Regions from separate parts of the Homo sapiens genome. Here all the other regions are linked to region 3. The links are chromatin loops, found by intact Hi-C in ENCODE. Cell type or tissue: CD14-positive monocyte. All regions are shown on one strand.

The links. A loop is a pair of places that touch in the nucleus more often than their neighbours do. Peaks named below come from ENCODE experiments on the same cell type or tissue, not always from the same donor. Only the 100,000 strongest peaks of a DNase experiment are listed, where the experiment ranks them.
Region 1: a loop joins it to region 3, with 5 times the contacts of the local background. A loop is called at or near these places in 69 of 110 quality-filtered maps.
Region 2: it touches region 3 in a loop (4-fold over the local background); 31 of 110 quality-filtered maps call a loop at or near these places.

Annotation. Positions count from the first base shown.
Region 1 is chr7:87,801,127-87,803,626 of GRCh38, forward strand. All of the region lies in intron 8 of RUNDC3B (RUN domain containing 3B), which reads left to right. Among named protein-coding and RNA genes, the nearest start is that of SLC25A40, 74 kb to the right of the region's middle. In CD14-positive monocyte, no CTCF peak of the experiment used is centred here; no DNase peak of the experiment used is centred here.
Region 2 is chr7:87,311,051-87,313,550 of GRCh38, forward strand. No RefSeq gene overlaps it. Among named protein-coding and RNA genes, the nearest start is that of TP53TG1, 33 kb to the right of the region's middle. In CD14-positive monocyte, CTCF peaks have their summits at 1,413 (motif pointing right) and 1,614; a DNase peak (open chromatin) is centred at 1,421.
Region 3 is chr7:87,885,780-87,888,279 of GRCh38, forward strand. DBF4 (DBF4-CDC7 kinase regulatory subunit) reads left to right here. Exons shown (of 12, transcript NM_006716.4): 4 at 1,065-1,115; 5 at 1,550-1,619; 6 at 2,204-2,280. Among named protein-coding and RNA genes, the nearest start is that of DBF4, 11 kb to the left of the region's middle. In CD14-positive monocyte, CTCF peaks have their summits at 1,294 (motif pointing left) and 1,494; no DNase peak of the experiment used is centred here; H3K27ac peaks cover 348 bases.

The DNA.
Region 1 (2,500 bases), 85 kb before region 3:
ATTTTGGATTTTCAAATTAGGAATGCTCAAGTTGTATATACATTATAGAGGTAGCACAGTAATGATGATCCAGGGAAACCATCACTAAGAAGTTGATATTTGAGCAGGGTTTTTCAGGAGTTCCCCACGTGACCAAGGAATAGAAAGAAAGAAAGGGTATTCTGGGTACAGAGAATAGCACATACAGAAACATGGATGCAAAACATCATGTGAGGAAGACCAGTGAGGTAAAATTTTAAGTCAAGTACTATTTGAAGCAAATCGTTTTTCTGGGAAAACTGAAATAACTTTTATTGGGACTGTTCCATTTTTTACCTGGGATGAGCCTCTATTTAAAAATTAATATTCCGATTGGGCGTGGTGGCTCACAACTGTAATCTCAACACTTTGGGTGGCTGAGGTGGGTGGATCACTTGAGACCAGAAGTTTGAGACCAGCCTGGCCAACATGGTGAAACCCTGTCTCTAGTAAAAATACAAAAAGAAAAAAAAAATTAGCTGGGCGTTGTGGCACATACCTGTAGTCCCAGCTACTTGGGAGGCTGAGGCAGGAGAATTGCTTGAACCCAGGAGGCGGAGGTTGCACTGAACTGAGATTGTGCCACTGCACTCCTGGGCGAAAGAGCAAGACTGTTTCAAAAAAAATTAATATTTCTGTAAAACACCCTTCATTATTAGAGGAGAGAGGTAAATATACCCTTCTTGATGGCTCAAAGTCATGTGATAAATCTTCACAAATTGAATTTTAGCAAATTACATAATGAACAAGTGAGATATAGAAAGCTGTTTTTGAAAGAGACAGTAAATAACTGCATTTTTGCTGAATTTTTTTCAAAAACAATGAGAAAATAATTTCCTCCTGAAACGATATAAAGCGTCCATAGTGAAAAGTCCTTGGTGTTTATAATTAATCCAGAGTCTTATTGTATTGCATTATATTGTATTGCATTGTATTGCTCTGTACTTAGTCAAGATAAACTAATAGACCGGCTGCAGTGGCTCACACCTGTAATCCCAGCACTTTGGGAGGCCAAGGTTGGCGGATCACTTGAGCCCAGGAGTTTGAGACCAGCCTAGACAACAGGGCAAAACCTGGGTCTCTATAAAAGATGCAAAACTTAGCTGGTCATGGTGGTTGCATGCTTGTAGTCCCAGCTACTGGGAGGCTGAGAGGTGGAAGGATCACTTGAGACTCAGAGATTGAGGCTGCAACGAGCCATGATTGTGCTACTGCACTCCAGCCTGGGCGACAGAGCAACCCTGTCTCAAAAAAAATAAAAGATAAATTAAAAATAATCATATGAGTCTTATGAGGGAGGGAAAGTGGGTAAATGGACACAAAAAAAATTAGAAAGAATAAGACCTAGTGTTTGCTAGCACAACAGAGTGACTATAGTCAAAAGTAATTTAATTATACATTTAAAAATAACCAAAAGAGTATTATCAGATTGTTTGTAACACAAAGGTTAAATGCTTGAGGTGATGGATTCCCCATTTACCCTGGTATGATTATTACATGCCTCTGTCAAAATATCTCATGTAACTCATAAATATACACACCTATTATGTACCCACAAAAATTAAAAATACAAATTAAGGCAAGGCATAGTGGCTCACGCCTGTAATCCCAGCACTTTAGGAGGCCTAGGTAGGCGCTCCACCTGAGCCCAGGAGTTTGAGACCAGCCTGGGCAACATAGGGAGACCCCGCCTCAGCAAAGAGTGATGGTGCACACCTGTGGTCCCAGCTATTGGGAGATGGAGGTGGGAGGATCACTTGACCCTGGGAATTTGAGTTTGCAGAGAGCCATGATCGTATCACTGCACTTCACCCTGGGTGACAGATTGAGACCCTACTCAAAATAAATAATGAATAAAATAAAATAAAAATGTTTAAAAAACATAAGAAAAATTATAAATCTAAAAAGAATAAAGCATCAGTGGCAAAATACATATTTATACATAGTTATGAATTATATATTTAGAAGATATAGGAACTTTTCAGGGGTTAGCTAGGTTCCACAGAATAAATTGTATTTATTGACTTTTTCTGTCATTCCCAGAAGGACTTGCTTAAGATGTGGAACTATTTTTCCTTTGAAAAATAAAACAGCTCTTTGAACCTTAACTGAAAACTATAGTTTTGTTTCTAACAATTTTGCAGGAGAGCTAGACTCCATTTTTCAGTTGAGAAGTTTTGGGTTTATAAATCCACAGTATTTTGAATTTACATATATCCATCAAATACACATTCAGGTCAAAAAATTGAGGATATATTTATAGATCACATGAAATAGCCAATTGATAAACTGACACATACGTCAACATAATTACATATAAGAAACAAAATTTTACTTTCAAATGACAGATTTTTATCTGCAGAGTAAAAGATCTTTATGCAAAAGCAAGATAGAGGAGATTCCTCAAGGATCTAGAAGCCTATTAGAAGCGGTAGAGTATAATAAGGAAGGAGAATTTAAATTGTACTTTCTATACTCCCTC
Region 2 (2,500 bases), 570 kb before region 3:
CTCTTATGTATCCCCCAACCCAAAGAGCCTGGTCCATGGTCTTTCCAGATCAATCCCAACCATTTCCCTCAAGCAGCCAGCCCCTACCCACAGGGAACAGTCATAAGTCCTGAATCCATTCTCATTCCAACTGTGTACTTCACCCAAGTCTGCGTCATTCAGTCTGGAGGGGTCCCAGGGATGCGGCTAGGCTTTTAGCAATGCTGTACTCAGCTTGTACTGCAGGAGCAGGCAACTATCACTGCTGCTCTTGGTATTGAGGACTACTATGGTCTTGTGTCCTGACTTGCTTCTCAATATTATCTCCAGTATAACCTGTTGGCTTATCATCATGTTGTTTAAGCATGAGACCTATTAGAATAAGCACATGCATATTTCTCATAGACAGTTATTGCACTTTTTGGAGAAGAGATTAAACAAGAAAATATTTCTTTAATGTTATGAGTTGAATTGTGTCTCCCGCAAAACTCATATATGAAAGTCCTAACCCCCAGTACCTCCAAATGTTACTTTATTTGGAATATATCTGTCATTGCAGATATACTTAGATGAGATGAGGTCATACTAGAGTAGGGTGGGCCCTTAATCCAATATGACTGGTGTCTTTATAAAAGAATGCCATGACTGAGACAGACACACACAGGGAGGATGAAGGCAAAAATCTGTACAAGCCAAGAAACACCAAAGATTTCCAGAAAACCACTAGAAATTGGCAAAGAGACATAGAACAGGCTCTTCTGCACAGCCCTCTGAGGGAAAAACCCTATTGACACCTTAATCTGGGGCTTCTAGCCTCCAGGACTGTCAGACAAGACATTTCTACTGTTTAAGCCACCTAGTTTGTGGTACTTTGTAATGGCAGCCCTAGAAAACTAACACACTTAAGTGTCCATACACTGCTTTTCTCCTCTGAAATTAGGAATTCCATTATTGTGTTTGTGTTCTCCACGCCCCTCCATTCCACCCCCAGCCACCATTGCCTTGGGGCCCACCAGAATAACATGAGATGAAATGCCTTTTAACAACTGGTTTGTTACCTGTATCACCCAAAATGAGCTCTGGACTGATCATTGTTGCAAAGATTCCATTGACTTTTTGGTCATATGAAGTTTTCTTTTGGGTGGGACATGGAGTGAAGAGTGGGGAGGATGTGGCCAATATTTCTAATAATGTTAGATGATCTTGGTACTTTAGGCTGCTTTGTTTTTTTTCTAAAAGGCCAATGGCCAGCCAGGAATGATGTGTAAAGTCAGCAATGGAAATTATTAACTGTCTAGCCAACACTGTCACCTATCTTTGACCTTTTTGATGGAACCGAACTTGGGTCAGTGGAGTTGATTGAGATCTCTTGAAGAGGGCCTCCTAGCAGAGGAGCCCTCTAGCATGCAGTACTCCATGTGTGCCAGAAGGTGTCGCTCCATCACAGCTGGTACTGGAAAGAAAGCCCTGCTCCTCACTAAATCCATTTCTTTTAAATCTAAGACCAAGTAGTTAGTCAGCTGTGGCCAATTGTGTATTTTCCTCATGTCATTACCCAGAGAAGATATGATCAGCTATTCAAATTATGATTAAATTATTGAGGTCATTTTAAAATTAATTTATCTTACAGTCAGGTATTTTAAGATTCTTAGTAAAGTGTGTGTTTATGCTAGGAACTTTTCAAAGTGGGAGTGGGGGGCAATGTATGTCTTGCTTTCTTTCAGGATAAAGTTGTTCTAGAGATCTAGTTTCCAAGAAGAAATCTGTCAAAATGTTTTGAAAAAGTAAAGCCAACACTTGGCATTTAAGGGACTGCTTCAGAGACTGGAGCCATGGAGATTGACTGCCTTCATTCACTAGGTGATCTGATGGGGGAGGACAATAGTGCACAGAGGTAGGCAGGAAACAGGCTCTAAAGGTATATTTGACTGCTCTCTAGGTATATGGCACACCTTTCCTTAGATTATTCTCTTCCACTGGGGGAAAATGATCATAATGAATGGCCTTCATAAATACAGAGTTATACGTGCAGAAAGAAAAACACACCTCCTCAACCCAGCCCTTCTGGGGTGGGCTCTGGACAGACAGAAGTTAATTCTTTAAACTGCTCATCTACTGCTTATAAAGACTAATCTCCAAGAATTTCATTTTGTTCAAAGTAAAGGCAAACTGACAATCAGTGCTTCTGCTTGGAGTTTATGTTGCTAAAAAGCAGCCATCAGATTTATACTACCTATTGTTGGAAAGACACTCTAATGGGTCTGATTTTAAATATATATATATATATAAACAATAGGTTTCTGGTTAAGGCCTGGAAACAGAAAATCAACAAAGAAGAATGGATCTTGATCTGCAAAGTGAAGCACTCTCTCAGTTGAGGGAAGAGAAAGATGCTGGAGAGGTTGAACTTGGAGAAATGGTTCTCATTCCTCATATGAACTTAGACTCTTCCATCTCTGATTGTTTATCCTTAAAGGGTGTATATGTGGGGCTGGGAGAAGACATCCATTAGGAGCTTGCA
Region 3 (2,500 bases):
TTTGCATAAAAAGGTTGCCAGCCCCTATTCTAGAATTATTGAAATCACATCCCTACCACTCCATGGCCAGTAAATTGAAAGATGCAAGGAAAGACAAATTAAATTGATTTAATTGGGTGTGAGGTGGGATAGGATCAAATGAGAGATAAAATGTTTATTTCAGTTTTTAGGTTGAAGTGTAATTAAGTTATTATTTTACAATATTCTCCTCGACTTACCTATTATAGCCATTTGAAAATTAAGGAAAATGAGGAGAAAACAGAAGAAATGAGTCAGAAAGGAGCTATCACTTGAAAAAAGAGATACAATACATAGAAGAAAGAATGGAAAAGAGATCAAGAAAGGACCATGCATTCTCTGAGTTAATGCTTTTTTGGAGCAAGGAGACAATACACCAGCGATTCCAAAATAATTGTTGGTTATGGCATTTCAACGAGTTTTCCTAGTACTTTATTTAAAAAGTGAAGTAACGGCTGGGTGCGGTGGCTCACGCCTGTAATCCCAGCACTTTGGGAGGCTGAGGTGGGTGAATCACGAGGTCAGGAGTTCAAGACCAGCCTGGCCAACATAGTGAAACCACATCTCTACTTAAAAAAAATACAAAAATTAGCCGGGCATGATGGTGCGTGCCTGTAGTCCCAGCTACTTGGGAGGCTGGGGCAGGAGAATCACTTGAACCCGGGAGGCAGAGGTTGCAATGAGCTGAGATCACACCACTGTACTCTAGCTTGAGCGACACAGCAAGACTTTGTCTCCAAAAAAAAAAAAAAAAAAAAAAAGGTGAAATAACATGTGAAAACAGTATATAAAATTTATTGTTTTTCTGAAATCTCTGATTTAATAGGAACTAAAATGTAAGCCAATTAATTATAAAGAATTCCAGTGAAACCTAGCTATTTTATTTTTCATGTTGAATAGAATTTACTACAAAACCAAAGAGGTCACCCAAAAAAGAGAAACTTTTTAATATGAGACCCAAAAGTTCTCTTTTCTTAGCTGCTTTACCTTTTTAACCTGTTCTCCAGTTAAGCACTATGTTTTAAATTTTTCTGGTCTTTTTATAGGTGTGTTTAAGCAGAGGAAAATTATTAGTTGAAAAAGCTATCAAGGACCATGTAAGTAGGAACTATAAAGATTCACATTGTACATTTTGTTATTAAAAACTCAACTGGAAATTACAGATATTCTTGAAATTTTCCTTTCCACATTTTTAGGCAAAAACCTGAATCTCAGCATATATTTTATTTTACAAAGTAAAGAACTTACTTTTCATGTAGAAACATCCCCATCTTGTGGCCTTTTAAAATATTACTGGAAACTTAAAACTTGCCTTATAGTTTTCATTAAATTACCAAGGATGTGGGTATAAAGTGGGATTGATTTTAGGAATTCTATAGAAAATCTTGATGTCCTAGCTATTGTAACTCTATAGGGTCTGTTACAAATAACTGCCTTAGTGACATTAAACTTCAAATAATTGAATTTTTATTAAAATTTAGCTCATCTTAAATAATTTCCTAGAACAACCATAAAACTTTTTTTTTTACAGGATTTTATTCCTTCAAATAGTATATTATCAAATGCCTTGTCATGGGGAGTAAAAATTCTTCATATTGATGGTAAGGATTTTATAATTGTTTTTTGACAGTATTTGTTTTAAGTGTCCATGTCTGTCCTTTGGTTCCTGACTTTACATAGTGAAATTTTGATAGCAGGGATGTCTTAATCTGTTTCCTATTGCTTATAACAGAATACCTGAAACTGGGTAATGTACAAAGAAAAGGAATTTATTTCTTACAGTTATGGAGACTAAGAAGTCCTGGGTCAAAGGGCTGCATCTGGTGAGGGCCTTCTTGTTGGTGGAGACTCTGCAGAGTCTTGAGGCAGCACAGAGTATCACATGGTGAGGGGCTGAGTGTGCTAGCTCAGGTCTCTCTTTCTCTTTTTATAAAGATATCAGGTCCACTCCCATGATAACCCATTAATCCATGAATTCCCTCTTAAAGGTCCCATCTCTCAGTAAGTACTGTCACACTGGGGGTTAAATTTCAACATGAGTTTTAGAGGAGACAAACATTCAGACCATAGCATAAGAGATACCTATAATGGTAAATTCTTTATCTAATTTAACTACAAGAAAATATCACTGTTTAACTCCAAGAGTAAAATTGCTAATCTTAAAACCTTCTTTCTTTTAATAAAGACATTAGATACTACATTGAACAAAAGAAAAAAGAGTTGTATTTACTCAAGAAATCAAGTACTTCAGTAAGAGATGGGGTATGTTTTCTTTTTCAATTTTTAAAGTGACCAAGCTTGGTTTTTTTACTTACGTATTTGCAAAGTTTTCCTCCCAAGCAGAAAATATCCTAGGGGCAAGCCTGTGTATGATGTGCCTGTTTCTGTTATTCAAATAAATCGAGTGTCATTTAACTTTAGGGTTGTACTCACCAGGTAAAAGTTGTTCCTGGAATAGTGGCATAGGTCGCTTCCTCAGCCC